2 separate regions of the Homo sapiens genome follow, and region 1 is linked to region 2. The links are chromatin loops, found by intact Hi-C in ENCODE. Cell type or tissue: endothelial cell of umbilical vein. All regions are shown on one strand. Links, peaks and the distances in the headings refer to the core of each region. The heading gives the core; the rest is flanking DNA.

Region 1 (16,371 bases), core at 4,812-12,811, 260 kb before region 2:
TCTAGTGAGCTAATACAGCCTTGTAGGACAGGTAGGAATTTGTAATGCACAGAGAAAGCCAACTGGCCACAGTTGTTGAAAATAATAGAATCGAAGCGCCCCTATCACTACCACCCCAGGCCATCACTTTCAAAGCTGTTCAAAATGATGCAGCCGCGTGAGAAGGCCGGAAGGCCAGGGCGGGAGATGGGCTCCAGGTGGGCCCAGGCTGCCTGCAGAACCAGCTTGCCTCACTGCCTGGTTGCCAAGGAGCACCTGTGGCTAGGAGGAGATGCCCAGGAAGAAAATTTGGCCACATCCCTGCCTGCCTCCCTGGCAATGGGTGATGCTCTCTGCCAGCTGGCCCAGCTCCCCCACCACATACCTGGCTAGGAGTCAGTAGGAAAACAGTGTGTGTTTGTAGGGCTCTGCACTGAAGGGCATTAGATCCATGCAAAGGCTAATAAATTAGAGATAAGTGGGATTTGTAGATTTGCTGGAGGTTAGAGCTGCAGGGTCTGGCATCAGCTCTGGGTCTTTTCCATGGCCCCAGGCTGGCTCAGGTGTGAGCTGAAGAGGCAAAACTGTCTGTTTAGGTTGCATTGGGTTCCCCTGAAAGATCTGTTGAAGTCCTAACCTCGGGTACCTCTGTTTGTGCTATTTGCAAACAGGCTCTTTGCAGATGTAATCAAGGAAAGATGAGGCAACGCTGATTTAGTCAGGCCTTAATCCAGTGACTGGTGTCTTCATAAGACAAGGAAATCTGGACACAGACACACAAAGAGGAAAAAGCCAAAGACACAGAGACACATGTACACAGGGAGAACTCCATGGGACAACGCAGGCACAGATCGGAGTGACGCGGCTGCAAGCCAAGGAGCGCCAAGATTGCCAGCAACCCCCTGGGGCTGCAAGAGGTGAGAAGGAGCCTTCGGAGGGAACATGCACTGCTGATTCCTTGATTCCAGATTTCTGACCTCCAGAAGCATGGGAGAACAGATTTCCCTTGTTTGAAGGCACCCAGTCTGTGGTCCTTCATCATGGCAGCCCTCAGGAATGGATACAGGCCCTTCCCTGCCTGCCTGGTGGAGCAGCCTCCAAGGGGAGCCTTTGCTAGCAGGAAGAGGCATCGCATGGAGCTCAGACCCGCCTCAGAGGAACTTCTCTCAGCCTCCTCTCTCCGCACACCCGACCAAGGTGTGAAATCCCTCCCCTTTACCTCTGCCACTTGCAGGTGGCAGGATGCTGGAGCTGTCCCTGCCTCTTTGTAAAGTGAGGGAAGGGCAGCCCTCTCTGCTCTTTTTTTTTTTTTTTTTGAGACAGAGTCTCACTCTGTCTCCCAGGCTGGAGTGCAATAGCACGATCTCGGCTCACTGCAACCTCCGCCTCCCAGGTTCAAGCGATTCTCCTGCCTCAACCTCCTGAGTAGCTGGAATTACAGGTGCCTGCCACCACGCCCAGCTAATTTTGTATTGTTAGTAGAGCCAGGGTTTCACCATGTCGGCCAGGCTAGTCTCAAACTCCTGACCTCAGGTGATCCACCTGCCTCGGCCTCCCAAAGTGCTGCGATTACAGACATGAGCCACCACGCCCGGCCTGCTCCACTTCTAAGGCTTCTTGTGACAATGTAAGAGAAAGGAGATGACAGAGCTTTGCAACGGGAGGAGGGCTATGTGTTCTGGTGACCAATTCACTGTCTTGTGTCGGGACAGGAAGAAGCCCTTCATACGGGCAGCAGGCTGGGAGCCAGGGAGGAGGAAAGATCACGATCCACTCCCTGGTACATGGCCCTTCTGCACCCCGCAGTCTCCTTCCAGGTGCCACAACGAGAAGGCACACATCCTTGGCACAGCACTTGAGGCTTTTCACCACTGGCTGCACTCACCCCTCCAGACTCACTGCCTTGCACCAACCCTTTTCCGCCCACCCCACTCTATGCTGTCCACAGCCTCCACCCCAGCCACCTGATTCTGCAGGCCAATGTCACATTCTTCCAGTCCAGGTTCTATTCTGGCATTTCTTGTCATTATTTTGCTGAGAATGTGTCTCTCTTGACTTTGAACTTATTGAGAGCAGGAATCATGACTCAGCCATATATCCCAGCACTTGGCCCAGGGCCTGTCGTTTCCAGGGTAGGTGGTCTAGGCTGATTGAAGGAATGGCATTTAGTCTTTAAAATGAAAGCATGTTGCCTAGCTTGGTTATTTTTGAACTCTATAATCAAGGACTACGTTTACCTGAATAGCCTCTGCAGAACACCAATTCCGTAAGGTGCTTCACACACACACACCAATTCTATCATTTAATACATTTTGGAAAGGCTACATACTACTACAGCCTCTTTTACAGATTAGCAATGTCCATGAGCGCACTAAAGGTTGAGACATTCTGCAGTGAAGAAGCCTATTTCATTTTGTTTAACCAAGTATTTCTCAAATTTATTTGATCATATGTGGCAGAAAATGCTGTGTCTGGCATTCTTCATTTCCCTCTTCCTCCTTTAACATGGAACCCCTGATGTCTTTAGCTTGGCACATCGCCACCCAGAATAAAAACTACCTTTCCCAGCTCTTCCTGCAGCTAGGGGCAGCCCTGGGATAAATTCTGGACAATGAAATACAGGCAGAAGTAAATCATATACGATTTCCATGAAGGGACCTTAAACAGAAGTGTGCCCTTCTCTTCCCCACACATTCCTCCTCCTGTCTGAAATGTAGATGCAACTGCTGGCATTTGAGCAGCCATCTTGGGCCATGTGGTAGCTTCTTATGGATGATCTAGGACTAATTCAAGGGTCTAGATTTACCTCCAAACTTTGTTTATCTACAAAAAATAAAACTCTATCTTCTTAAAGCTACATGATCTGGCATTTTCTGTCCCATGCAGCCAAACATAATGTTGCCTGATGCACCCTGAAGCCCCCTTGTCCACACCACCTAATTCTGCAGGATACTATTGCAGAAATCTTGATCACCTAGAACACGGAAAAGGCACATGAAACCTGGAGCATTTTCAACTCAGTCCTGGTTTTCCCTGCCTCCACCTCAGCATGGGTGAACTAAAACTATTTCTGCAAGATGTTACTGCAGAAATACTGATCATTAGAACATAGGGTGAGCAAAGCCTGTGGCCAGGGCAGGAACTGATCCCAGGGTCTCATCCTCCACTGGAGTCATGGAGTGGTTGCATCCAACTGAAAGGGCAAGGCAAGAAAAGGCAAATGCCAGCCCCTGAGAAGGTGGGTGACCCACAGGCCTGACTGCCACCCTGTGCCCCACAGTCAGGGCAGCAGGAGCGTGGCGTCCCTACCGCCTCCCCACCAACCTCACCTGGCTCCCCCTCTCTCACACTCACTACTCTTTGGCCACATTGGCTGTCCTTCAGTCCTTCCAGACTGTCCTCCGTGGAGCCTCCCAACATGGTCCCTCCACCTGTAATTCTACTCACTCCTGGCTGCCACCCACCTCTCCCTATCAGCTCATTTTCACCTTTTGGGTCTCAGCCTGGGCATCCCTCCTCAGAACCCCTCCATCCTCACCCTGTATGAAGCAGCCCTCAGGCCCTCCTGTCCCTCTGCATAGCCTACTTGAACACAACACTGATGGTATTGTGGGTTTGTTGACTTATTTGTTTTCCTAATCCCCACTGGCCATCCAAGTTGAAGAGGGCACGGTCTTTGCATGTTTTGCTCATCACTGTGTACTCAGCACCTAGCACAGAGTTGTTGCTCCATAAAGATTTGCTGACAAGCTGTCCACGGGTGACTTCCAAAAGCCTCGGGGCCCCAGCTGGGTGATTGTGCCCTGAGCCAGAATTTCATTGCAGTTTTGCAAAAGTGCCAATGACAAATCTGTTCATCAGCACAAAACAGACACTGGCACGCTGGGTGTGTCCTCACCCACACCCTCACCTTGGGGCCATCAGTCAGGCCCTGTGTTTCAGGTCTCACTAGCTCAGGCCATCACTCCCTCCCTGTCTTGCAGCTGTCGGGGGACAGGGGAGGGGGCATGAAAGAAGGATCTGATACATTGTGCACTGAACATGGTAATGTAAGCAATCCAAGGACATACTGTGAGAAGCACATCTTCCTCCCTCCTGGCACCCCAGCCTCCCAGTTATCTTCTCAGAGGCAATCACTCTCCCCAGCATCTTCGATGTCCTTCCAGAAGCGCTTCCACGCATACACAAGCACACGCATTAATAGGATTTTCTTACTCAAATGTGAGCATGTTATGCGTATTATCCTGCACCTTGTCATTCACTTGCTCTGCTTTTCAACCTAATATATGTTAGAGATCCACCTACATGAGGCCACCTCATTCTTTCGACTGGCTCACATGTTGGCATTTTACTGTATGACTGATGCCTCAGTCCCCCAGTGAGGTGGTCTAATGAGATATCTCATTTCTCACCTAAATAAAGAATGCTTTCTGAATACCTCTTTGCACACATGTGGGAGTGTGTCAGATAAATACCTTTAAGTGGAGTTGCTGGGCCAACAGGTATGTGCCCTTTAGCTTCTGTTAGATAGTGCCACAGTGCCCTCCTAAGAGGTTCTGCCAGTGGGCCCTCTCATCCAGAATGTATGTGATGGGGAACGTGTGTCCCCATCTCCAGCACATGGAATCTTCTGACCCTACTTCATTCCTGTTTGGGCTGGTCTCTGCTCCCTAGCCACCACTGCCCACCTGCCCTCCCTCCCTCCCTCCCTGGAACCCAGGTTCTTACCTGCCCTCTGCCCTTGAAATTCTAGAAATCCTTGCCTTTAGGCCTGCATGCTTTGTCTAGCATCTCTCTTCAACATTGACCCACACGGAGGCCCAAGAGTGACCATGATCCTGTTACCTGGGAGAGTAGGCAAAGTCCCAGAATTCTCTCACTGTGAAACGCACTTGTCCAGAAGATTCAAGTGTCTGTGAAGTTCTGGAAAGTAGCCCCATGCCCAGGGAAATATGCCCCTGTGAAAGTGTTTCACAACAAGCAGTTGAAACCAGGAGAAGGCATGTTCCATGACTCTCTACAGTGTGGATCTGTCATCCCCTGACCTGAGTCACTGGACTTGGAATGGGAGTGGCATCCTGATGATAATTTGACCTTTGACCTTTAACTCCCAACCTGTTGGTGAAGAGTCTTTTTTTTTTTTTTTTTTTTGAGACGGAGTTTTGCTCTTGTCACCCAGGCTGCTGGAGTGCAATGGCATGATCTCAGCTCACCGCAACCTCTGCCTCCCAGCTTCAAGAGATTCTCCTGCCTCAGCCTCCCCAGTAGCTGGGATTACAGGTGCCCACCACCACTCCTGGCTAATTGTTGTATTTTTAGTACAGACAGGGTTTCACCATGTTGGCCAGGCTGGTCTCAAACTCCTGACCTCAGGTGATCCCCCTGTCTCAGCCTCCCAAAGTGCTGGGATTACAGGTGTGAGCCACTGTGCCCGGCCAAGAGTCTTCTTTACTAATCATCTTCATCATTTATCATCTTCACTCACCACCTTCAGGCATGGTTCAAGGCATTAGAGAGAGTATCATGATGACAGGCAGGACTCCCAGGTCTGAGCCAGCCTTGGCTTCACCTGCCTGAGTGACCTCAGAATGTCTCTCCCTTCTCTGGGCCTCAGATTCCTCCTCTAGAATGGGAGGGGTTGGCTTTGGGATGGGCCCTGGGGTCCCAGCCCTAATAGGGGACTTCCCAGCTAACCCCCAGCTATCACACAAAGGGGAGCTGTGGAAGCCGGACTCCTTGCCTAGCCGGTCCTCAGGCCACCCCTCCATCACTGAGTCCCAGGTGGGGCTCAGAGCAGGCGGCTCAGAGCAGCTAACTGGCTCTGTGTTCCTCTAGTACACTTTATTTTTTGTTTGTTTTGCTTTGTTTGAGACAGAGTTTCACTCTGTCGCCCAAGCTGGGGTACAGCCTCCGCCTCCCAGGTTCAAATGATTCTGGTGTTTCAGCCTCCCAAGTAGCTGGAATTACAGGCATGCATCACCACGCCTGACTAATTCTTGTATTTTTAGTAGAGATGGGGTTTCATCATGTTGGCAAGGCTGGTCTTGAACTCCTGACCTCAAGTGATCCACCCACCTCGGCCTCCCAAAGTGCTAGGATTACAGGTGTGAGCCACCACACCCAGCCTCTTCCTGTACACTTTAAACTTTGCAAAGGTATTCAAGGGGCTTCCCTTGCCATTCTATGATAATCTGTCCTTCTCCTTTTGCCCCAATATCCCCTTCCCCTAGTCTCAAACACCCAGATATACTTTTTAAAAATTTTAATGAAAGTAAACATGGCCCATTCTCAAACCTCCAAACAGAGGCCACAGGTAAAATTCCCTCCCAGCCACCAGCACCACAGGGAGAGTTTCACCTCGTTAAGGACACATCGCAGGGCAGCCACTCTGAAAACAGTACCTGGGGGTCCAGTGGAAGCACCTGCTCATCCAGGGCTCAGTTTGGTCCCCAGCACTGGGCAGGACACCCCCAGACAGATTCTGGAGCCCATGCACTGTGACCCCTGAGGAAGAATCAGCCCGAGATCAAAGCCCCATGATGGAACTAAGTCGTTGTGCCTAGGAGGGAGGATGGAGATGCCTGGAGTCATGTGGCCGAGACCCACCTCAAGGAGGGGCCCCAGCCCAGAAGGCTGCTGGCCTGCAGCTCAGCCAGAGAAACTCAGGGTTCCTAAGTCCCTTCTGGCTGCAGGTGAGGCTTGTATCTTTGGGTTCAGCCTGGAGAGGTGGAAGCAGGTGAGCACTCTCAGAGGTGATTGGGATGGTGGTGGGAGTCAGATTCCTAAAGACAAGCTTACCAGGACCTGGGAGGTCATGCCTGGTCTGCAAGGAAGACACTGTGGTTGGATGCAGCTGGCTGGACTGCAACAGGTCCACCTGATGCAAATCCCCTTTTCTTCTTCTGTGAGCTGGAAAGAACCTCCCTGGAGCCACTAGATGGCAAACAGGCTAGCTCAGGTTAAAGCCATCACCACCAGATGGGCAAATGGGCTAGCTCAGGTTAAAACCCTCACCACCAGATGGGCAAACGGGCTAGCTCAGGTTAAAACCCTCACCACCAGACAGGCAAACGGGTTAGCTCAGGTTAAAACCCTCACCACCAGACAGGCAAAGAGGCTAGCTCAGGTTAAAACCCTCACCACTAGATGGGCAAACGGGCTAGCTCAGGTTAAAACCCTCACCACCAGACTGGCGAATGGGCTAGCTCAGGTTAAAGCCTTCACCACCAGACGGGTGAATGGGCTAGCTCAGGTTAAAGCCCTCACCACCAGACTGGTGAATGGACAAGCTCAGGTTAAAGCCCTCACCACCAGATGGGTAAACTGGCTAGCTCAGGTTAAAGCCCTTGCCATCTGCATGGTACATCCACACGTGGTATAACAATGCCTTCCTTTTGCTCTATACCTGGCATCTATGTGCCCAATTTATAGATTCAGGCTGGCCTGTGCTCAACTCCCAGCCCCTCTATAAACAAGCTGGCCTCGGGAAGCCTCTTGAACTCTTTGAGCCTGTTTCCTCATCTGTAAAATGGGCAGGATAACAGTGCCTGCCCCACTAGACTTGTGAGAGTCAACAAGAGAATGCACACACAATGCTTGGTGGCTTGCGGGCACAGAGGAGGCTGCTCTCTTGCTAAAGATTAAATGCACCATTGCCTTTTGAGGAAGTGCCTCCTTGCCACTTGCCATTTCTGCCTCTGTCTCATCCTGCTGGAGACTCAAAACATCTGAGGGGGGCTGGCTGCGGTGGCTCACGCTTGTAATCCCAGCATGAGCCTTTGGGAGGCCGAGGCAGGTGGATCACTTGAGGTCAGGAGTTCGAGACCAGCCTGGCCAACATGGCAAAACCCCATTTCTGCTAAAAATACAAAGATTAGCTGGGCATGGTGGTGCATACTTGTAATCCCAGCTACTCAGGAGGCTGAGGCAGGAGGATCGCTTGAACCCAGGAGGCAGAGGTTGCAGTGAGCTGAGATCACACCACTGCACTCCAGCCTGGGCTACAGAGTGAGACTCCATCTCAGAAAAAAAAAAAATCTGAGGGGCCCTCTCATTCCCCCACAGAACCAAGCAAAGCCCTGGTTAGGAGGGCTGGTCACTGTCCCCAGCCTTGGCTCCCTGGAGAGAAGAAACGGTGCCTCCCCAGGTGTCTGAGGAGGGGAAGAGGAGCCTTCCAAGGGAGCACTAGGATGTTCATCTCTTTCCCCTTCCCTGCCTCTCTTTGCTGGGCTAATGTTCATTGAGCCCCTGCAGTAAGCCATGCGTTGTGGGGGGAAGAGGATAAGAATCGTCAGGAAGGATTCAGACCTAGTTGGAGACACGCACCCAGAGAGAGAGAGACAAATAACACACCACAAGACAGCCATCCCTCTCTTCAACAAACAAGCACAGCAAAACTCTCCAACCAACTTCTGCCTTAGGAGTCGAGGATACAAAAATGAATGAGACACTGTCCCTGTCCTCAAAATGTTTACCGTCTAATAATATAATTCCACTCAGCAACTGAGGGCTTCCAGGGGCTTTGCATGCTTTGTTTCATTTGTAATCCTAACCCACTCTCATGCAGGAGGTCCTAGTATCCCCATTTTGCAGACGAGGAACCTTAGACTCTGGAATGTGTCCATCGTCTGAATAATCACCACTAGGTGTCCAAAGTGCTCTAACTAGAGCCTACACACGTTGCCTTGGGAGCTTCAGACTGACTTTTCAGAGCAAGTTGTGGTCAGGGAAGAATAGTGTCTGAGCTGCTTCTTAAATGACTCAACCTCCAGCAGGCCAGGCAAGGCAAGGAATTCCTGGAACAAGACTAGTATATGCAAAACACCTGGGTATAAAAGAACACAGGGGGCATGAGCTATTTGCTCAATTCTAAAATCTAAGAGGTTTTCAAGGTAATGGTGGGAGACGTAGCTGCGAAGGGAGGCAGAAGCAAGAGCTTTGAACAGAAACCTAAAAAATAGAACTTCTGGAGGCAATAGGGAGCCATTGAAGGTTGTTAAGCAGGGAAGAGAGCATCTGAAAGATCACAGGTCAGTAGAAGTAAACCATATTGTCAGGGCTCTGAGTCATGGGAGAGAAGAACATGGGTAGGGTGAGCCAACAAGGTTCCTAGAGGCAGGGCACTCCAGTTAGGCCCAATGCTCAGATGAAGGTAGCATGTTGATAGGAAAAGGCAATGGTCAAATTAAGCCACAGACAAGGCACATGAAACCTGGAGCATTTCAGACTCAGTCTTGGATTTCCCTGCCTCCACCTCAGCATGGGCAAACTAAAAAAGAAACAGCTGAGAAAGTGTCAGATGTATTAAATCCACTGAGTTCCTGTCTCGGGCTCTTGGGCTCTGCCTTTCATGCTATATTTAGATGCTCCAGAATTCTCCTCTGCTCAGGCGTGTCCCACACCCCCTCAGAAGAGTGAGCATGTTTCCTGGGCTCCCCCCAGCCTTTGCCAACCCCATCAAGCTTCCTGTCTGACCCCAAGACACATTTTCCAACCAGGGTTTGAGGGACTCCACATGGCCCAGCCCCTCTTCTCCCTGAGATCTGGATTCCACAAAGAACCAGCCAGAATTTGGCATTATTCTCCTCATGAAGAAAAGAAAGCCTCAATCCTTTCTTTGGCTGGGTTTTTCACCATAACTGGTTTTCATTAGCTTTTAAATGGAAAATAAATTTTCCCCAATGGAACATTGCCATTTATTTGCAGAAAGTCATTGTTCATTTCATATTTTTTTATGCTGAATGACCCAAGCCTGAGTCTGCTGAGGCTCTGTCCAGGGACCCCAGGGAGTGTGATTTAGAAACCTTCCTGGCAGGCACCAGAAGAGACAGTGTCCAGTTGCCTCCTATTAAGCCTGCAGGGTTGAGAAAACTCACTTTCCCTTCCAGTCCAAGTCCTAGTTCACCTGGCAAAGAAGCAGCTTCTCAAAGTCTCCTCTTCCTCCTAGCCTCTCCTCACTCTGGTGCTAAAAAGAGAAGGAAAGAGTAAACAAAACCAGGAAAGTAATCCATTGATAAAACGCCAAGTGATGTTGTTCTGCGGAGCCAGAGTGGGGCCACCTGGGCACAATTCTCCCACAAAGGAGCCAACTCTACTGGGGCTGAGACCCAGAGCCATCTGGACTCCCAGGCCAGCCCCAGAGCATTGAGCAGCGGGTTAGGATACTTAAGGAGAGGCAAGTCAGGCAAGAAGCAGAAAGACAGGAAATGGAGAGATAGGAAGCAGAGAGACAGGAAGTGGAGGGACAGGAAGTGGAGAATCCAGCAGGGGCCAATGTTGGACAACACTCCTTTGCCAGCTGTGCTCCCCATGCAACGGGATGAGGAGATTTTAAGCCTCTACCAGAAAAACTCAAATCTGGAGATAATTTAATTTTTCCTGGGTCTCTGCCAGCCATCTCCAGAGTTTTGTCAAATTTTCCACCTACTTCCTCTGTGTGTGGAAACTCAGCCTCCATTTTAGAACTCCATTCCCAACAGTGGTTCTGCACCCCCACCCATGTTTTTTTGTTTGTTTGTTTGTTTGTTTGTTTTTGGTTATCCTGGAGGTTTTGTGGATTAAGATGTGTGAGATGAGGGGTTTATAGGGACTGGCTGGAGGTATGCCCCCCCTTCCACCCACACACCCACACACACATACACACGCACACGCTGTTGTGCAGAAGATGTTTCTTGGGTGGCTGAGCAAAGAATCAGGTATTTGGATGTCCTGATTTGACCCTGAGAAAAATAGCAGCCATCCACAGAGCTCTGAAACATACTTCCCACTGCTTGGAATGGCAGCTCCTCCTCAGAGTAAGTTGGAAATTTTTCTACTTTATTGCATAAATATAGAACCAAATCACACACTATATAAAGTTTTATATAGGAATATATAGATTTTAAAGTTCACGGTCTTCTCCTCTTTCCTTCTAATCCCACCACTCTCAGGATTACTATTTTGATGTGTATCATTGATTTTTTTATTCATGCTTTTTTAATGTAATGCTTATGAATACACATTCCCCTATTGGCTTTTCTCCCCCAGACAAAACTGGGACAAGCAATTAGCTTTTGAAAAATTTAACAATATATCCTGGCCATTGTTCCAGCTCAGGAGATATGGCTCTGACTCTTTTTTAACAGCTGCATAGCATCCTATTGTGTGGAGGTGCCATGATTTTATTAACCAGTCTTCTGTTGATGGACATTCAAATTGTTTCAGGTTTAGGGATTTTTGTTGGTTTGTTGGTGTGTTTCCTACTATTATAAATGACCCTGTAATAATTACTGTGCATCTCTCCTGCTGTACTGGCAGTTTTATTTTGTAGGACAAAGTTCTAAAAGTGGTCTAAAAGATTTACGCGACAGAGGAAACCTATGTTCAAATTGCAGTAGACACTGCCAGATAGCATCTCAGAAAGATCTTGCAATTCACACCCCTTCAGAATAAGTCTTCAACTCCAAAACCAGAGGGTGGTAATTTCTCAGGGAAGGCCTTTTTTTGGATTTCACTTTATATTTAGATAAAACATACAAAATTAGTTTATAAACTCTAAAGCATTTACAACTGAGATGTCAGCCGGTGATGATTTACTCCTAAATTCTAAGTAATAGCACTTCCAATCTCCATTCTACAGAATTTCCCTAAGCCATTGCCTCACCCAGGGTTTTGGAAGCTCCTGATGCAGGGTGAGAAGTGGGGGAGTTGATAGTTTTAAAGTCACTTCAAGCTCCTTACTGTAGCTCCAAACAGAAGAGAAAGAGATTGTATTTCTCTCCCTCTAATTATTGGAAAAAAGTCCTAAATTTTGCTCTAATTGGACCAACCTAGGTCGCAGGATTTGAGCCAATGTGAGTATGGCCTACCATGAATAAAGGGGAGAGGTTGAGGGGCATGAGTTCCTGGAGGTGGGCAGGGGCCTGAAATCATTCCATTTGGGTTCATTTCGTAATCCCACACATGCTGTTGTGGCCTGTGCCACACTAACCTAGACTTGGGACTGTGCCCTTTTCTATAATACATACATGTACACACCCTCCTCACATACAGTTATTCATAGTGTACAGACTACTGAAACTTTAGTGTACCTGGAAGGACTCACATCTTAGGACACATACAACTTAAAATTCAAAGTTCAATAAACCAGTTTCTAAAAATGCCCCGTCTTAGTCCTTTTAGTGTTGCTATCACAGAATAGCTGAAGATGGGTAATTTATTAAGAAAAGAGGTTTATTTGGCTCACAATTCTGATGGCTGGAAAGTCCAAGATTGGGCTGCTGCATCTGGTGAGGGCCTTAGGTAGCTTCCACTCATGGTGGAAAGAAGGGAAGGAAAAGTGCAAAGAGATCACAAGACAAGAAAAAGAATGAAACTGGGGAAGCCAGATTCTTTAACTACTTGCTCTTGCAGGAACTAATCCATTCCTGGAAGATTGAGAACGCACTCACTCCCTCAGGATGGCATTAGTCTGTTCATTAGGGATCCATCCCCATCCTCCATCTCCTATGGCCCCTCCCCAAACATTTCTGAAATGGAAGCCCTAGACTTCTGATCTTAACTAGATCCATTTTTTTTTTTTTCTTAGACAGAATCTCACTCTGTTGCCCAGGCTGGAGTGCAGTGATGCAATATCGGCTCACTGCAATCTCCACCTCCCAGGTTCAAGCAATTATTCTGCCTCAGCCTCCTCAGTAGCTGGGATTAAGATGCCCACCCCCATGCCCAGCTAACTTTTTTGTACTTTTAGTAGAGACAGGGTTTCACCATGTTGGCCAGGCTGGTCTTGAACTCCTGACCTCAGGTGACCCACCCACCTTGGCCTCCCAAAGTGCTGGGATTACAGGTGTGAGCCACCATGCCTGGCCTCATCTGTTTCTCTCCCCGCAACTCTGTCCTCTTTCTCAGAAGAACAACTTCCAACAATAATAATTATTTCCCATCAGGCATGGTGGTTCATGCTTGTAATCCCAGCACTTTGGGAGGCCAAGGTGGGCAGATCACATGAGGTCAGGAGTTCAAGACCAGCCTGGTCAACATGGTGAAACTCTGACTCTACCAAAAATACAAAAATAATAATAATAATTAGCCAGGTGTGGTGGCAAGCAACTGTAGTCCCAGCTACTCAGCCCGCTGAGGCAGGAGAATCTCTAGAACCTGAGAGGAGGAGGTTGCAGTGAACCAAGATCACACCACTGCACTCCAGCCCGGGCAACAGAATGAAACTCCATCTCAAAAAAAAAAAAAATTATTCCCTTTTCTTGCACAGTGAAATTCAGTTCTGCCCAGCCCTTACTCTCAGATTTTGTAAGAGCAAGACAAAAGGGTCTTTCATACAATGGACTCTACTCTCCTTAAAAAGAAGCAGGGGTTGTAAGTAGCAAAAAGTTTTCACTTCTTTCCACACCAAAAAGCTTCATTCATTTAATCCATTCTCCACTCTTAGCACAGTGTTCTTTTAAAAATGTAAATTAGATTATATCACACCCCTGCTCCATCCCCACTGGCTCCTCCAAGCCATTAGAATAGAGTCCAGACCCTACTTTGGCTATCCAGTCCCCGCCCCAGATGTGGCCCCTGCCCACCTCCAGGAACTCACCCCCCTCAACCTCTCCCCTTCATTCATGGTAGGCCATACATTGGCTCAAGTCCTATGACCCAGGTTAGTCCAATTAGAGCAAAATTCAGGACTTTTGTCCAATAATTAGACGGAGAGAAATGCAATCTTTTTCTCTTCTGTTTCCCCCAAGATACAAGCAAGGAAACGTGTGGCATCTGGCTACCATGAGCTGAAGACAAAGCCTACATGGGGAAAAGTGCAAAACCAGGAGAATGGGAGAGAAATGGAGCCACGCACTGATGCTGTTGTGAAACATCTCAATCAAACTGCACCTGAAGACCGCCCTATCCCTGCATTTTTCATTTACATGAGCCAATAAACTCTCTCATTTAAGTCAACAGGAGGGGTATTTTCTGTTACTTGCAAGAGAAACATCCCAAATAGTACATGAAATTGTTCTCTGTTCCATTCGTCTTCAAGGGGGTCAGAATGAGCGGCATCTGGTCCTGTTATCATTAACTATGCAAATATTTCTTCCACTTCACATCACGCTGAACAGAGGCTCATTCTGTGGTTCTGCCCCTCAGCTCCCCAAACCTATCTCAAGGCCCCATTGAATCCCCCTGCATCACCTCTCCCTGCTCAAAAAAAAAAAAAAAAAATACACAGGGGCTCAGCCCACAGAGGAGGAGCCCTCAGATAGCTACAGCCTTGTGTTCCCATGCCCTGCCCTCCACCTACCCCTTGCTGAGGCATACTTGATCTCCTCTCCAAGAGCAGGGGGAACGGGCTTGTGGCAATCAGAGTTTTCCAGATCTTTTATTCCATACTTGGATCTTGGCTTTCAATACTCAAAGCCAAACATTTAGCTCTTGTTCTCTTCATTGTGCTCTAATGATCCTCTCTCGAGGTGATGATCCATCTGCCAAAATGCGGGGAGCATTACTGATAACAGGAAAAACCAGGAGCAAATGTGGAATGAATGTATCAGCTCCCCGTCTCTTCTCAGAGACCTCCTCACAATAGCTGACTGCTTTGGGGAATTGATAAGTTCTTGGAGCAGAGGGTGTGAGCTTGGGGAGACACCCTCAGGGAGCCGCCCGTGAGGAGCAAGAGATGGTTTATATCCAGCCAACCATTTCTCTGACATTGAGAAGAGGTGACAGCTGAGAGCAAAAGTGGGGTTGCTTGGGATAATAAAGAAGTTTCTAGAGACTGTAGATTCGAAGAGAGAGGAAAGGTGAAGCAGGAAACAGAAACATTGAGGAAAGAATAAAGGCATTTCGAGGGCTATCTCTGGTGTTTTGCTGTGTTGAGCCATCTTTCACCGAGGCCACTGCAGCAGCGTCCCCACTGATCTCCCACTATGTCCCCCACCAATGCGTCCTCCACACACTGACAGAATGACCTTCCTGAGATGCAAATCTGGCGGTCTTCTTTCTGCCTAAAACCTTCAGTGGCTCCCCATTGCCCTCAGAAAAAAGTCCAGTCTCTCCAAGTAGCCGTGAGTCCCTCCGTGATGTGACTCCTCACCTTCCACTTTACACTTGGCAAATTGAGCTCCTGCCATCTCCTCACCCACCTATGGCCTCCTCTCCCTCACTGCAGGGTTTTGGCAACCATGGACCATGCATGGAAGGCCCCTGCCTTCTCCTCCACACATTTTTTTTAATCCTCACAACCACCCCAATGAGGGGATCTGTATCCTAATTGTAGACATGAAGAAACTAAGGCTCAAAGCGTTTAAGTCCTATGCAAAGGTCACATAGCTTCAAAAGCAGAGGACCCAGGTTTTAAAACTGGCCCTGTCCAAGGTCTATGATCTTTCCAACATGCCAATGCCAACAAGACTGGCCATCACAACACAAGTGACATGGAGGAAGAGCATGGTGACACATCTTTACAAGACAAGAGCTCTCAGCTCTGGTATTGCATCATCCCCCAGGACCCTGAGGCTAGGTAGTTTTGCAGGTGGGGGGGAGTCAAGAAAGATCTAGGAAGACAAATACTGTCTATTTCTACTTACATGAGGTAAGCGAAATCCACAGACCGAAAATAGAATGCTGGTTGCCAGGGGCTGGAGGTGAGGAGAAGGAGGAGTTACCATTTAATGGTAAAGAGTTTCAGTTTTGCAAGAAGAAATTTCTGGAGATGGTGGTGGTCATGGTTGCACAACAGTGTGAAGATACACAATGCCACTGACCTCCACACTTAAAAATGGTTAGGAGAGTAAATTTTATAATAGGTGTATTTTGCCACAATCACAAATAATTTTTTTAAATTGCACAATGAAAATCACAGGGTTCATGGGAATAATAGAGTTGACCCATAACATTCAAAGACTGTCATTTACATATTTTGAAAAGATAGGAATCTAATAATAACCATAGCACAATTTTGCACATGTTCAGTGGTGAGAGAGTATATAAGTATCACAATGCATATGACACTTTATCTTGAAGAAAGAAAGAAAAAATCTGGAACAAGTTTCTCAAACTTATTGGTCTCAATACCTCTTTATACTCTTAAAACATAATTAAGAACTCCAAAGAGCTCATGTTTATGTGGTTTATAGCTATCGATATTTTCCATATGCTAAATAAAAACTGAGAAATATTTAACCAACAAGAATACACAGGTGTAACTTCCATCCGTCACCAGAGTGATGACATCATCCCATGTCACATAGGCCACAAAAACCTCCACTGCACACTTGTGACAAAATGAAAGGGAAAAGGGCAAATAACATCATCATATGCTTTATGTTTTTTTTTTTTTTTTTTTGAGACGGAGTTTCAGTCTCATCGTCACCCAGGCTGGAGTGCAATGGAGCAATCTCAGATCGCTGCAACCTC
Region 2 (16,371 bases), core at 4,262-12,261:
GCAGGTGGGGATGTCAACAGGTGGGGAAAGAGCATTTCCAGTCCCTCTAACTTCTAGGGAGGCTGAGTCCCCATCAGCAAATCTTAGCTTAGGGCCTACCATGTGCTGGCCTCGGTGCCTGTCACTATGGGCATCGATAGTGGAGGCCATGGCCCTGCATATATGGGGTTGACACTCTAGCTGGGCAAGGGCCCAGTGGCATGTGCAGTTAAGCCAGCAAGAACATCTTTTTTTTTTTTTGAGACAGAGTCTCACTCTGTCGCTCAGGATGGAGTGCAATGGCGTGATCTCGGCCCACTGCCACCTCTGCCTCCCAGGTTCAAGTGATTCTCCTGCCTCAGCCTCCCAAGTAGCTGGGATTACAGGTGCATGCCCCCACACCTGGCTAATTTTTATACTTTTAGTAGAGATGGGGTTTCACCATGTTGGCCAAGCTGGTCTCTAGCTCCTGACCTCAGATAATCTGCTTGCCTCAGCCTCTCAAAGTGCTGGGATTACAGGTGTGAGCCACCACGCCCAGCCAAGAACACTTTTCTTTATTTCTGAAAGGAGGCAACAGTAATACGGCAATGACAGACATATCCATTGCCCACTTTAAAGAGACAGGTGTTCGGCCCCTTCTTGGTATGACTGCAGCCAAAACCAAGGGTCAGCTGAAGACTGCACAGTGCATGCAATGTGTGGTCAAGTAAGAGCCAAGCTCTGGAGAAAAACTTTCTCATTTGGATCCCTTTCTTGTTTTACCACTTACTGAGTAGGGGACTGCGAGCAAGTCACTTCACATCTCAGCCCTGGGGATCATAATAGCACCTCCCTTGTATGTCTTGTGATGATTAAAAGATGTAAGGACCATAGCAAAGTGACTGGCACAGAGCAAAGGATGTTCTGACTCATCTCCCCTCCTATCCAGGCTCCTCCTTGCCCAGGTCTTTTCCCAGGTGAATGGTGACTCCTTTCAGGTTCAGACCCGGGCTCAGCTTTCCAGCCCAGCACCAGCGGGCTCCAGAAGGCCTTCTAGATCCTGTAGTCCTGCCACATAATTAAGGCTCATTTTGAGCCATCTGCTGTTCATGCATTCATTTTTGTTGATCACCTATTATGTGCCAGAAGTTGTGCTAGGCTCTGAGGTCACAGTGGTGAATCAATCAGTCATCCTGCCTCGTGGAACTAACACTGCATGGGGGCTGGGCACTAATCGACATGCAATTAGAGCTGGAAAAAATCCCTCGTTCAAGTCCACAGAGCTCCGCCATACTCTGGGGGCAAGAGAGAGGCTTCCATGTAGGGGGTGGGACATTAAAGCCATGGAGAGGGGGTCATCCCCTGGCAGGGGTAGGTGGGGTGGACCTGAAGAGGGAGAAACACAGCTCAGAACAAACAGCTCAGGCTCAAAGAGGATGGGAGTGGACTCAAAGGAGGGGTGCAAAGAGGGAATTTTGAGGCCTTGGGTTCTGAGCAAAATGGGGCTGGCATCTTCAGGCCACCTGAAGGCCAAGGGCATCAGTATCCACCCACCACAGAAGGCCAGGAGCCAGCCATCTTGCAGTCAGCCCAGCTGTCCAGTCTCCTGGAAGGCCATCTGTGTGTGGTCCTCACTGTCCTGGGATTCCTCCATGATTCTGGAGAATGGGGGCCATTCACCTCTTAGATGGGTGAGTTAACAGAGGGCCTGAAGGGCCTTGTGGAATGCAGTGGAAGACACAGCCTTGGCTCCTAAGGTGCCTCTGATCTCTGTGTAGGCCCCATGACAACAAGAGAAGAGAACAAAATTCCAACAGCCCCCAGGGTGGGCGGCTTCAGACAGCTCAGGGTGTTTTGATACAAGCTGCTCTGCAGCCCCGAAGCTTTCCTTGCTCTTTGCATGAATTTAGCCTTCAGGGAGAGAAGGAATGTGCATCCCAAAGAAACAAACACAAGACAGCTCAGCCTAGGGGAGAGTGACAGCTGGGACCTGGAGCAGGCCCAGGCAGCAGGCGGCACATGACAGTTGTCTGATTTGGCTGTGTCAATAAGTGCTTTGCTGAAGCTTTCAAAACAAAAGATTATCCATAAAATGCACGGTCCCACTTCTTGTTTCCCTGCCCAGACATTGTATGTGGCTTTTGGAAAAGAGTCAGGATGTCTTTGTCATCAGAGCCTGGTGTCCCTCAGTCACCTGTTGAGAAGGAAGGAGGGAGGGTGCTGAGAAGGGAGGGAAAGGTGGCAGAGGGCTGGCCCACTGGGCTGCCACTAGCTTCTCCCACCTGCATTTCAGGGAATAAGGAAGACCAACCGGTACCTCACCTAACATCCCTTCAACAAGCCTCACGCTTGAAGAACACACAGCCCAGCTGGAGAGAGAGGCCAGGACCCCACATCATCACAGAGTGGGTGCATCAAGAGCAGCTGGGGCAGGGGCATCCCGGAAAAGGGCATCGTCCCTGAAGGCTGCTGGCCCTGAAGGAGCTCTGGGAGCAAGGGGTGATGGTGGGGCCTTGAGGCCCAGGTAGGATCCGGAGTGTGAGAGGGAAGATGCCTTTGGAAATGAAGCCCTTGGTCACCTCAGTGAGAAACATGGCAGGATTTGCTCTCTTGTTGCATTATTTAAAATGAAGGCAGATGTCAATCATCTCAGGCAGGTTTACATCCTAAATGCAACTGACCCGGTCCCGTATATCAGCCCCCTTGTTGTGGCCTAGCAGCCCAGAGAACCTACAGTCCTCTTAGCTGGCAACATCACAGAACATTCCACCTGGAAAAACCTTAGGGAATCCTTGGTCAGTGGTGTTCAGTTCTACCCCACCCTTTCTGTCTTTAATTATGGACTTCTGTATTCAAACAAAACATTATAAGAAGCCAAATATAAAACATAGCAAAGCAAAGCTACTCAGACCAAATCAGGGATAAGAGACTCCGATCTGCCCATGGGTTTCAGAAAACGCCACATGAAAATGCCTGGGCTACTTCCACTGGCTTATACACTGGAGAAACTGAGGCACAGAGCGACAGTCCTGACCATACACTATGTGAGAGCAAAGACCTGGTTGGTCTTATAGCACACTGCATCCCCAGCATCCACCTCAGTCAGTCCTGGCACATATAGATGCCCAATAAATATCGGTTGGACAGATACAGATTAGTTGGATCAACATACATTTTTTGCATAAATAAATATTTGTTGGAAGAGACACACAGGCAATGCTGACGGCCTTTGCACAGTCATCTCTGTTTTTCTACAAATGCAACTACTTTTTGAAGAGGCTAAAGGAGGGACTTGCCTCTGAGACAGGGTCTGTAATTGCCTATGTTTGGAATGTACAGCATTTGAAAGGTTTTAATTTCCTGATCTAATGACAAGAATAAAAGCAGAGGAGTAGAGGGCCAGGGAGGATGAAAAGGAGCCACAATTTGCATCCAAGATGGAAGTGCCCTTTGTTGTCCCACATCCAAGTCAACTTCAAAGTTTTCTGCTGCATGGAGATGCACATCAGTCACCATGGCAACCACCAATCTGCCCAGGCTACTCGACCCTGGCCAGCCCTCTGCCAGCCATAGCATGTGCCTGGCTTTCAGAGAGCCAGGTGGGGCAGAGAACACAGGGGCTGCCGCTCAACCTCGCCAGCCTCCACCCAGCACGTCTTATTGGCTCTCAGTCTGTGGGGAGAGGGGTCTGGGTCAGCACCTCGATTGGCTGCACTGTCATCCTGCAAGCATGCATTAGTAGCCACCAGGTGCCTGTGCATCGGGTCACTCCTTAGAGATAACACTCCCGTGTCTGGCACTAGTCGCTGAACAAAGGCCTGTGAATGAGTCAATGAATGAAATCATAACCAGAGTCCCCTGGGAGCTTCTAAAATAAACAAATGCCCAGCTCCACCACCTGAAACTGGCTGCATCAGCATCTCTGGGAGGTACAGGCAAGACTGGGGGGCTACAGTTGCACACGCGCCCCTCAAGTTAGAGCAGGAGGAGAAAGCTGAATGGAGACAGTCCGGGTGGGGCTGCTGGAGCTGCCACTCACGGAGATGGCAGGAGGGGCGCTTGCTTTGGGATGTGTCGGGTTAGAGGTGCCCAGGAGGAGTTTGGGAGTCCGGAGTTCTGGGGAGAACTCAGGGAGGGAGGCAGCCTTTTTATCCACCAGAGTGATGAGACCATGGTGAGGGTGCAGAGACAGATGTATTCACCCATTTTCACGCTGCTGATAAAGACATACCCGAGACTAGGCAATTTGTAAAGAAAAAGAGATTTAATGGACTCACAGGTCTAAGTGGCGGGGGCGGCCTCACAATCATGGCAGAAGGCAAGAGAGAGAATGAGAACCAAGCGAAAGGGGTTTCTCCTTATAAAACCATCTGATCTCATGAGACTTATTCACTATCACTAGAACAGTATAGGGGAAACTGCCCCCATGATTCAATCATCTCCCAGCGGGTCCCTCCTACATCACGTGGGAATTATGAGAGCTACAATTCAAGAGGAGATTTGGGTGGGGACACAGTCGAACCATATCAATGAGCAAGAGACCGAGTATCCAAGGTATAAGCCATGGAACACACGGGCCAACAAGGAGGGGTAGGTGAGGGAGATGAGAGTGAGCACCAGGCAAATGTGGTGCCTGGGAAGCCAGGAGAATGTGACAAGCACAGGCTGGGGAAGAAAGATAGTCATGCCCAGAGCATCAAGGCAGGAGCTGCAGAAGAAAGTCTCCCATCCAACATGTGGTGACTGCCGGCTGCTGTGGGTGCCCCACCTGGGTGGGGGCTGCCTAGACTACCTCTGCCCAAAGACTGGGGCCTCAGTGGTGGCCACACTGAGCATATCTTGCAAACCCCTCCTAAGTCCACCAGGCCTGAGGTTCTTACCTTGAAATTTACCTCTTCTTCCTCCATCAAAGGCAATGAGCTGAGTGCTGGAGAAAGCTGAGCCATCCCATTATCTGCCTCCTAAACAGTAATGGGGGCCAGGTGCAGTGGCTCACACCTGTAATCCCAGCACATTGGAAGGCTGAAGCAAGAGGATCACTTGAGCCCAGGAGTTCAAGACCAGCCTGGGCAACATAACGAGACCTCCATCTCTACAAAAAATACAAAAAGTAGCCAGGCATGGTGGTGCACGCCTGTATTCCCAGCTACTAGGGAGGCTGAGGTGGGAGGATCCCTTGCACCCAGGAGTTTTAGATCAGCCTGGGCAACATAATGGGACCCTGTCTCTACAAAAAGTTTGAAAAATTAGCCAGGCATGCCTGTAGTCCCAGCTACTGAGGAGGCTGAGGCAGGAGGATCGTTTGAGCCCAGGAGGTCAAGGCTGCAGTAAGCCATGATCACACCACTGCACTCCAGCCTGGTGACAGAGTGAGACCTAGTTTCAAAAACAAACAAAAAACAAAAAACATAGTAATGGGGATGGCTTGGGTTTTTTTTGTTTTTTTTTTTGAGACGGAGTCTCTCTCTGTTGCCCAGGCTGGAGTGCAGTGGCGTGATCTAGGCTCACTGCAAGCTCCGCCTCCAGGTTTCACACCATTCCCCTGCCTCAGCCTCCCGAGTAGCTGGGACTACAGGCGCCTGCAACCACGCCTGGCTAATTTTTTTTTTTTTTTGTATTTTTAGTAGAGACAGGGTTTCACCATGTTAACCAGGATGGTCTCGATACCCTGACCTCGCAATCCGCCCACCTTGGCCTCCCAAAGTGCTGGGATTATAGGCGTAAGCCACCGCGTCCGGCTTTTTTTTTTTTTTTTAAGATCTTGCACAGCTGGGCACACTGCCACAGGATTTACATGTATTATCTCATTTGGGCCTCACAACCACCCTTTGAGGTAGGTACTATCTACTTCACTTCCGTGTCAGTCAAGAAACCTGCCCAGCATGGAGGCTGGCCAGGCAGCATGTCTCCACAGGCAAAGGTCTTGACCACCAGGGCACAACACCACTTCCCGGTCAGCACAACATCAAAAGACGCTGTGGGGAAAGCTTCTGGACTGGCCATTGACTTCCTTCCCCTTGACCCATCCACCAGGTACCTACGCTGTGGACACCTCTGGACAAGGGGCAGCTGTACCCATGGTGGAAACTAGGGCATGGAGTTTTGCTGTATCCCTGCCAAGCCCACTTTCTAGCCCTTGTTAGTTTGTGACTCCATGCTAATAAGGCAGGAGAATAGGGAATTATGGTAACTAAGGTTTAAGGCATAAACAAGAGAACAGCAGGTGCAGCCGGTTCTGGGCAAGATTAGGCAGCATCCAGGCCACGTGCTCGCTCTGATAACAAGACAGAAGTCTTCACTTCAGCCTCTGATTGGTCGAGGGCCAATCCTTCACAGGGTGTAACCAACTGGAAGCCTCTAAGGGGCACGTAGGGGTGTTACCAAATTCTTCTAGCTTAATAAAAACCCTAAAAGCCATTGTAATCGGGGCTCTTGAGCCGCTTGCTTCAGCTTGCCTTCTGTGCCTTGGCTGCTTCGTTCTCTTGTTGCTTTGTTTGTGCATTTTGTTCAATGCTTTGTTCAACGCACCAAGAACCTGGACAACTCACAGTCAAGACTCTCCATCCGGTAACACTAAAGTTAATTTTACCAGGTGGGGATGGGCTGATGTGGCAGGAGGGGGCCTGGTGCCTGATGGAAATGTGGCTGGACCTCCGTCCTGGGGAGGATGTTGGAAAAGGCAACAGGCAGCTGGCTTAAGGGACTGTCCCAGGGACAGCATTTCTTCCTGTTTAATGCCTCTTGGCCAGGAGTGGGTCAGGTCTGGTTGCCGCCTATGCAATGTGAGGGGCTCTCTTTAAGGAAAAAAAGAAACTACGAAATTGCCCATTCAAAATTAGGTATGAACATGAATATTCATTTAGAATGAGAAATAACAAATTACACATTTCACAATGCCAACAAATACAGAAACCTACAATCATGCGAGCGCATTGCCAGGGTTTCTTCCGGTCATGAGATTTCAAGTAAGCAAGAAACTCTGAGCCTAAGCTTCCTCAGCTTCCCGGAAATCAGAAATCATCTCTGCCCTTAACAGCTCCCTTGCTGGGAGTCAGTGGATATCTCTGCCCTGGGAGGTCAGATCACCCCCTACTTCCCACCCATGAAAGTAGCAGCTACTCTTTTGGTGACAAGGCAGGACCACAGGGGCTGTCTGAAGCACCACCTTCAGGGGTTTAGCCTGGCCCACCTGAACTGGGGAAGGGACAGTGTCAGGGAAGTTTCCTGCAGTTCTGAGCAGGGCTCCGGCACAAGCCTTCAGGGGCAAAGCCTCTGACCCAGGCACCAATATTAACCTACTCCAGAGATTGGTGACAGGGACTCATTCGTGCACCGATGTTTACCGAATGCCCACCACATGCCAGCACGGTGCCAGAGCGACGGGCAGATCACTGAGAACCACACGGGCACACCTGAGAAGGTTAAATGTGTGACGTGGCTACACAGCCTGCACATATTAGTTGCTCATTAAATATTGGCTTCCTTCCCGTCCTCCCATTTGCCAGGCACGCTCCTACGGAGAGGCAGCGCCCAGCACAGAGCAGTGCATTCAGCAGCCCACATGCCAGTGCCCCAGAAGGACAGGCCACACCTACTTCCCGCCCATGAAAGTAGCAGCTGCTCTTTTGGTGACAAGGCAGGACCATAGGGGCTGCCTTGGCCCATCCCCTGCCCATCCCCTCCCCATCCCGGGACAGACCCAGGAGCGAGCTCGACTTGCGTGAGGTTACCCAGCAGGGCAGGGGTGCGGCCAGGTCTCCTGCGTCCGAGACCCTCTCTCTCACTGGCCCTCTTAGGAAGCGCGAGGCCCTTCCAATCCCCTTCCTGTCTGGGCTCGCCTGGCCCCAGCGCTCCGGTGAAGGCAGGGGTTCTCGACCCCAGCTGAGAATCACCGCAGTGTTGGAGACAGGAAGCAAAGCCCCAGCCCCAGCATCCCGGCCATTCTTGGACCTGGCTACTGAGCGTCCGAGGCAGGGGGCTCCAGGTGGGACGCGACATCCGGACACGAGGAGCTCCCAGGCGTCGCTTGTGAGCTGCACCCCGTCTGTCCGCAGGCCCGCAGGGAGGCTGTGGGGTCAGGAAAGAGGCAGCCAGGGTGAAGCTAGTGGGCATGCTGCGACAAGTTTGGCAGGACTTGGGATTGCGGGGACAGCGGTGCGAAGTGCCCGTCCCGGGGACGGAGGTGAGAACAAGAGTCCGAGGCGTCCCCTCTCAGGAGTCCACGGTGGAAGACTGGAGTCGGAAGGGGGAGCCCTCCCCGGGGACCGCGGCTGGAGATGTCCGCTCCCGGGAGGACCCTTCCTCGCGGCGAAGGCGGGGAGCTTGGGACGCGCCACCTGCTGGCGCAAAGCTTGGGGTCTGCGCGGTCTGGCCGCGCCACCTGGTGGCCGCTTGGGAAAGCGCAGCCCGGCCGCAAGACCTCGCGGGAGCGGAGGGGCCGCGGGCGTGTGCGGAAGGATTCCTCCATCAGCTCCAGCACCCCGCGACCTCTGAGCCACTACCCCATCCTGGGGCGCCTGGCCTGGACTAGCTGCCCCTCTTCTGACAGCGCCCACTCTCGCAGCCCCTATCGTCCCCGGGGATTGGGCCTCCCCGAGGAACCCCTCTTCCGCCTCGACGCCCCCTCTGCATCTCTTTGGCTGTGTCATCTTGAACAAAATCGCTTACCGTCCCTGATCTTCAGTTTCTTCGTATTCTAAAGGCGGGGAGGGCACTAACAATACAGCATTCAGGGCTGGTGGACCACTGAACGGGACGACCCCCACAGCGGCTGGGTGAGTCGCACCAAAGGCTTTGGTCCAGGTACCGGGAGGCTGGAGATGAGATGTGCAAGCGGAGCAGGGCACTTCTGCACCCATAAGTAGGAGATGCAGCGGGTGACCGTCAAAATCCCCTCCCCTCCTGAGTCTGGGAGCTTCCGGGGCAATTTCCAGGACCCCCGCTTCCCGGAGGTGGACTTTAGCCAACCTGAGACCCCGCAGGCCCTCCCATGGAGCCAAGTGATGCTGGGCAGTTGACGATGATCCCCCAAGTGAGTCCAAGCCAGGCAAGAAGCAGCCCCCTGGGATCACCAAGAGAAACCGAGCTTGGAGAAGACGAAATACTACCTCTTATTAGGACAGGGTCAGTTCCAGTTTGGGGGAGGCCTCGCTGGCTGGAGGGCCTTTCCCGCTTCAGCATCCCTGCCCAGGACCCCAGCCCTCATGCTTCTCCCAGGCTACTGTCCTCACAAACTGTCCCCACAGGGAGGCTGCAGGGAGCATTGGATGAGAGGCACACGCAAGGCTCAGCCCAGGACCTGGCGCAAAGTAGGTGTGCAGCAAACGCTGGCTGCTCTCCTTGGTGTTTCTGTGCACCTAAGTCCCACCCAGCGTCCTCCCTTATGTGGGAGATGCTGCAGAGTAGAGACTCAAGGATTAAAAGGGAAAAAAAGCAATAAGGATGAAAAAAGGCACGATCATTTTATTTGGGCAGCTCAGAGTCTGGAGAGGAGAGGACAGGTGAGAACATTGTTATCCTGTAACAGAGGAAGAGGTAGCAGGGGATGGAGTGGGAGCATGGAGCACACAAGGGTGACCGCTTTCAGGAGTTGGGGGATGCCACCTAGCAGAGGTGACATGTGAGCCTAGCCTGGAAGGGAGAAGGACACCTCAGGCTGGGAGAGCCACTAGTGCCCTGGTTCTCAATTCTGACCACATGTTGGGTAACCTGGGAGACCTTTCAAAACCTCAGTGTGCAAGTGGCACCCAGACGAATGTCGGAATCCTAGAGGGTGCTTTGGACTAAATGTCTGTGTCTCCCCAAAATTGATTTGTTAAAACCCTAACCCCAGTGTGATGGTATGAGAAGGTGGGACTTTTGGGAGGTGATTAGCTGTAGATGACATCATGAGGTTGGAACCCTCATAATAGGATTAATGCCCTTATAAAAAGAGAAAGAAGCACAAGATCTGCCTCTGCCTCTGCCTGTGTCTCTGCCTCTGTCTTGGCCTCTGTCTTTTTCTCTCTTTATGCCTCACTCTCTGTGCATTTCCCAGGAAGAGGACCCTCACCAAGAACCCAACTATTCTTGCTTTCTGACCTCAGACTTCCAGTCCCCAGAACCATGAGAAATACATTTGAGTTGTTGAAGTCACCCGGTCTATGATAATTTGTTATAGCAGCCTGCACTCACTAAGACGGCAGGGAGGGGGATGCCATGAAATATCTGACACTCCCCAGGTGTCAGTGCGCAGGCAAGGTTGAGAACCACTGAGCAAAGTCTTGAAGGAATAAATTCACATGTCTGCACAGGGGCCCAGAAGTAAACAGCTCAAGTTGGGGCAAGAAACAAGGGGCAGGGGGGCACAATGGACCATTTCCTTAGAACCATGGAAGAATTCCAGCTAGCAAATAAGCAAATAATCATGACCTTTAATTTGCATAATGTGCATCCCTGACAACCACCATGTTTGCATTTGAACAGGAATTGCTATTGCCTTAAGAAGGGAGTGGCTGAGAGGTTCAGTACCACTTGTAATGAATTTACCTCTGTGTTTCTGAAGATGCTGCTGATTCATCTTTGGATACTCTGAGCCTGGAAGATAGCCAGCATTCAGTGAATGTTTGTTGAACTGAAAGAACAGCCCTTCAGTGCGATCATGGGCTCCTACTTGAGTGGCCAGTGTTGATTGCATCTGGGTTCAAGGTTTTTCTATACCTTAATTGGGCTAATGTGGTCTGAGAAACTCCACAAAAACCTTAGTGCCTATGACTACTCCCTGAAATCCCACTATTGGTGCTCTGTGTCTTTCACTGGTTCTTGCCTATACCTTGTCAATTCCATTGCCAGAGGTAGGTCTTCAAGGGTTGGAGGGGCAGAAAGCCTGCTAGTTGTAGGGAAGAGGGGAAAGATCCAGAAAGACCCCTCTGAGAGATAGCCTGGGCATTGGCCAAGACCTAAGATGAATAAAGATTTAAAAGACAGGTGCTTATTTTATTTTCAAATGGGAACCTCCTGGCATTTTTTCTTGGTTCTTGCAATTTGTATGCTATACCCTGTAGCAATGTTCACCATTTACCCAGGAACTGATTGATTTTGCTAATCATAGAACACAGAGTGATTTTTGCAAGACTCAAGCAAGATCTAGTCATAAAACATGTCTAGGCTGGGCGCAGTGGCTCATGCCTATAATCCCAGCACTCTGGGAGGCCGAAGCAGGCAGATCACCTGAGATCAGGAACTCAAGACCAGCCTGGCCAACATGGCAAAACCTCTACTAAAAATACAAAAATTAGCCAGGTGTGGTGACGCACACCTGTAATCCCAGCTACTTGGGAGGCTGAGGCAAGGAGAATTGCTTGAACCTGGGAGGTGGAGGTTGCAGTGAGCCGAGATTGCACCATTGCACTCCAGCCTGGGTGACAGAGTGAGACTTCATCTCAAAGCAAACAAAACAAAACAAAATTTCTAATAACCCACAAGGGAAATAGTAAAAGACTTGTGCTATTCCATGTGTGTGCCAACCAGTTCACATACTGACTTGTTTACATCTTCTCCCAGGCTGGAGTCCCCAGGAGTGACCCTGAAACAAGGATATGAGTGAGTGGTTCTTTTGGAGGTGATCTCAGGAAGCCCAAGTAAAGGAGTGAAGAAGTGAGACAGGGAGATGAAGGGGGTCAATACAGGGTGTGCTGATGAGCAACTGGGGCTCAAGTCCACTGGGGAACTTGGGGAGACAGTGTCAGTAGCGAACATGCCACAGAGTTATTCCATGGGAGGGGAAAGGGAGCTGGGCACCATATATCCACCAGCTTCTATCAGTCATTGATTGAGGGCTGCTCCCAGAAGCATTAACTCCTTGGCACTTCTAGCTACCCCTGCACATGTCCATGCTTTCATGGCCAGAGAAAATGATCAGGCAAAGGGAGTTGGAGTGCTAAGACATATGGGTAGGGCACCTGCAGCATCTACTACACAGACCAGCCCATTCACATGCCAACCCATCCATGAACAGCCTAGGATTGTGTCTACCTAACAAGTGCCAGCATTCCTGTGTAATAATCCATTCATTTAGGCATCAACGTTTTCAGAGGCCAACTCATTCCGGAGGCACCATTCATACTCTAATTAGTGAGAAAAGTGATCTATACAGAATGTGGCCACTGGAAATATCTCAGGCTCCTGTGAATACAGGTGTCAGTTCCACTCTGCAGCATCAGTGTATTTCAAGTGATTTTTCCCTGGTAGTATGTTTTAATTCCTTGTTTTTTATTTTTAGTGTATCTATGTTAGGTTTTGTGGTTGCTTTGTGGTTACCATGAGGTTTACAAAAAACATCTTATTTGAATAGATAACAATTTTGGTCACAAAGAAAAGAAATAAAAAACTAAAAACCTCTACACTTTAACTCCATTCCCCTATATTCTGACTATTTATTGTCTTAATTTACATCTTTTTATATTGCCTATCTCTTAAGTTGTTCTAATTATTATTTTTGATATATTTGTCTTTTAGTCTTTTAGTCTTCATACTAGAGAAATGAATGGTTTACACACCACAATTACAGTATAAGGGTATTCTGAATTTGTCTGTGTATTTACTTTTACCAGTGAGTTTTGTACCTTCAGATGATGTCTTTGTTGCACATTAATGTTCTTTTCTTCCAGATTAAAAACTCCCTTTAGCAATTCTGTAAGACAGTTCTGGTGATTATGAATTTCCTCAGCTTTTGTCTGGGAAAATCTTTATCACTCTTTCATGTTTGAAGGATCATTTTGCTGGGTACAGTATTCTCAGTCGACAGGTCTTTTTTATCTTCAGCACTTTGAATATGTCATCCTTCCTACTCTGGGTGTGTATGCTTTCTGCTGAGAAGTCTGTTGCCAGATGAATCAAAGCTCCTTTATATGTTATTTGCTTCTTTTCTCTTGCTGCTTTTAGCATCTTCTCTTTGTCCTTGACCTTTGAGAGTCTGATTATTCTATGCTTTGGGGTAGTTTTATTTGGGTTAAATCTCTTTGGTGATTTTTGACTTTCCTGTACCTGGCATATTTATATTTTTCTCTAGACTTGGAAAGGTTACAGTTATTATTTCTTTGAACAAGACTTCTGCCCCCTCACTCTTTCTCAATTCCCTCTTGAAAGCCAGTACTTCTAGATTTGCTCTTCTGAGGCTATCTTCTAGATTTTGTAGACATTCTTCACTCCTTTCATTCTGTTTTGTTTTCTCTCCTCTGATTGTGTATTTTCAAATAGCCTGTCTTTGAGTTCATTAATTATTTCTTCTGCTTGGTCTGTTCTGTTGTTGAGACTTTGTGAAGTGTTTTTTAGTTCAGCTAACGTACTTCTCAGTTCCAAGATTTTTGTTTGATATTTTAAAAATTATTTTAATCTCTTTGTTAAATTCCTCTGGTAAGTTTCTGAATTGCTTTTCTGTGTTACCTTGGAGTTTGCTGAGTTTCCTCAAGACTGCTATTTTGAATTCCTGATCTGAGAGCTCACAGATTGCCATCTTGCTTGGGTCAGTCACTCACTGGCTCCTTGCTTTGTCCATTTGAAGAAGTCATGGTTCCTGGTGTTAGCAGTTTCTTATGCATGTACACATATGTCTTCACATTGAAGGTTTAGTTATTTATTCATCTTTGCTGCCTGGGTTAGTTTGGTCTCTTTAGCATATGTGTGTTTAGATGTTCTGTGCACTTGGCCTATTGATTCCTTTAGCTCTAGATCACTGCCTCCTTTTCAGCACTAAATAACACCCTAAGCCCAGGTTTGTCATGACTCTTGCAAAAGTTCAAAGCTCAGCCTTTTCACAGATAAAGGGCATCAAAGGGGATTCTGCAGCTCTGTGGGGAGGCTGACTAGGGGTTCATGCCCAGAGGGACTGTGGAGAGTGCCTCTTACAATGTGATGCTGCTGAACCACCTCTCTGATTCAGTGTCTTGTTTGTCTGAGATGAAGAGTAGCCCCAGAGTTTCACGCACTGGGCTGCTAGCCCCACCTCCACTGTCTATGTGACTCCAGAGGCTTTCAGGGGTCCCTCACCCTATAGGTATTCGTGATTCTTCCTGTGGGTTGAGGCAGGAAAACTTTCCTGAGTAGGTAGTCAAGATGATGAGGAAGCTGGCTGGCTGCCTTGATCTTATTTTTCCCAGTGTAGAAATGTCCAGGGAACTTTTCTGCGTGGTGACTTACAGTTTGGGGAAGGGATGTCACAGAGGAGTCCATTTTACTACCTTCTGTTCACAGTTTTTCACTTTTCTATGGCCCCAGGGTTTGTCACAGCCTCATTTTGAGTTCTGGGATAGTGGTAATTATCATCTTGGCACTAGATCATTGTTTTTAGTTTTCTATGGAGGACAGTGAAGCCAGATTGCTTCTACTTTGTCATTTTGGTGACACCCGGCATCTATGTATTTTACAGGGGCTGGGATTGGGCTGGTCTTACATGCGTTCATGCAGTCATTCAAGAAAAGAGGTTGTTCGCACTAGTTCTTTTTCAGGTAACAAAGAACAGCTCAGGAAGATTTTAATTTAACTAAAAGTACAACTTCCAAGAATAAAGGTGTTTTGTTTCTCATATTTCAAGAAAAGCAGGGACATCCATAAGGTTGCTTCATCTACATGAGGTGATGCTTTAAAAAAGGAAGACAGATAAATTAATTGGACTTTGGGGAATGGTGATAGTTTTTTTTTCCTAATGCCCTGATACAAAGGGCATTGGCCAAATTTCTGCAGGGCCTCAAGACTGAACTTGGCTCTCATAAGGGATTTGTCTCCAAGACTGAAGGTCTCAGGTGACAGGCTGCATGACCCTGAAAGACAACACAAGAAAACCAGCTCAGCCAGTGTCTGTCACCTGAGAGATAATGAAACCTTCACTTTTTAACAAGGTGGTAAAACTTCCCTTTTGCAAAGAATAGCATAACATTTTTGTATATGTCAATCAGCCTGTTTTGCACCAACTTGAAAGCAATGAACACAATCTCCATTCCAACGATGATATAAATGGAGAAGAACAGGAAGAAGTTAGGGTGTTCTAAAACAGTATCCCCAAACCCAATGGTGGTGAGTGTGACAAAGCAGAAATAGAAGGCATTCTCGAAATCCAACTGTGTCTCCCAGAAGGGGAGGATGGCAGCTGCACAGGAAATGTAGGCAAAAACAATAAGGGCAATGATGGGGAGGGGGATGTCCAACCTCTCCACCTGCTGTCCAACTTCATCCAGGTTGCTGATGATGGAGTATGAGAGTCTTCCCAACACCAGTTCGGGACACGAGTTACTCCTCTCCATGGCTTGTGGGGGCAGTTGCAGTGTGTTCTGTTTCTCTAGCGCATGAGATCTCTCAAACAGCTCCATGCTGCAGCTTGGGCGTGAAGGACATGTGCCAAGTTTGGGGCCTGGAAGCTCTTCAGCACTGATGATGATCTGAGGGACAGCTTCATCTGCGGGCTTGGGGTCCGGTTTTTTCTTGAAGAGAGATTTGGGGCACCACTTGGAGAGGAGGGGGCGGGTAAAGAAAGGGAATTTTCGGAACCGATTATAAGATGTAGATAAGATGGTTGCCAGGATGTCGCCTGTGTCCGTGAGAACGAGGAACATCAGGGGGATACCAAAGAGAGCATAGAGCATGCACAAGTACTTGCCAAGCCTGGTGACGGGGTAGATGTAGCCATAGCCTGAAAAAGAAGATGGAGCTTAGAGTTTGCATCTGGCCCCTTCCCTTTTTCCCCCCAAAAGCTTTAAAGAGACCTTCTGCCATCTCCCCTCCTTGGCATGACATTTTACACATTGTTTTTGAAAATACTCATCTCAAAGCATTCAGCCACTGGTCTGGCATTAGGCTTGCTTTGGTGGGAGGGAAAGGAGTGAAACAGCTTCCCTTTAGGATAAGGAGCAACTGATATCCAGGTCTTTGATTTGAAATGTCCTTGGCAGGGGACCAGCACAGGTTTGGGGTGAACAGATTGCCTTTGATTCTGTTCTGGCCATTTCTGAGCACCCCCCAAAGGAAGGGCTCAGCTGACCTGGAAGGACAGGATGAGTACAAGTGAGAGAGGATGGGTGGCTTTGTAATCATATCCAATGCCACCTTTATCCTCTGTGAAGGTGCTGGCTTTTAAGAAGCCACCCTTGGCTGGGCGTGGTGGTTCATGCCTGTAATTCCAGCACTTTGGGAGGCCAAGATGGGCGGGTCACCTGAGGTCAGGAGTTCAAGACCAGCCTGGCCAATATAGTGAAACCCTATCTCAACTAAAAATAGAAAAATTAGCTGGGCATGGTGTAGGGCGCCTGTAGTCCCAGCTTCTCAGGCGGTTGAGGCAGGAGAATCACTTGAAGCCGGGAGGTGGAGGTTGCAGTGAGCCAAGATTGTGCCATTGCACTCCAGCCTAGGGGACAAGAGTGAGACTCCATCTCAAAAAAAAAA

Evidence for each region. Hi-C counts contacts between places; a loop is a spot of excess contacts. Peaks named below come from ENCODE experiments on the same cell type or tissue, not always from the same donor. Only the 100,000 strongest peaks of a DNase experiment are listed, where the experiment ranks them.
Region 1: it touches region 2 in a loop (4-fold over the local background); 16 of 110 quality-filtered maps call a loop at or near these places.

What each region holds. Positions count from the first base shown.
Region 1 is chr10:117,470,758-117,487,128 of GRCh38, reverse strand. It overlaps EMX2OS. Among named protein-coding and RNA genes, the nearest start is that of EMX2, 64 kb to the left of the region's middle. RefSeq lists a silencer at 7,497-7,726. In endothelial cell of umbilical vein, for the core only: no CTCF peak of the experiment used is centred there; a DNase peak (open chromatin) is centred at 8,718; H3K27me3 peaks cover 189 bases.
Region 2 is chr10:117,208,748-117,225,118 of GRCh38, reverse strand. It overlaps KCNK18 (potassium two pore domain channel subfamily K member 18), which reads right to left. Exons shown (of 3, transcript NM_181840.1): 3 at 14,820-15,622. The coding sequence ends at 14,820. Among named protein-coding and RNA genes, the nearest start is that of KCNK18, 19 kb to the right of the region's middle. RefSeq lists enhancers at 1,917-2,417, 8,033-8,172, 7,714-8,231, 8,203-8,252, 8,749-9,266 and a silencer at 8,443-8,502. In endothelial cell of umbilical vein, for the core only: a CTCF peak has its summit at 8,332 (motif pointing left); a DNase peak (open chromatin) is centred at 8,308; H3K4me3 peaks cover 787 bases; H3K27me3 peaks cover 144 bases.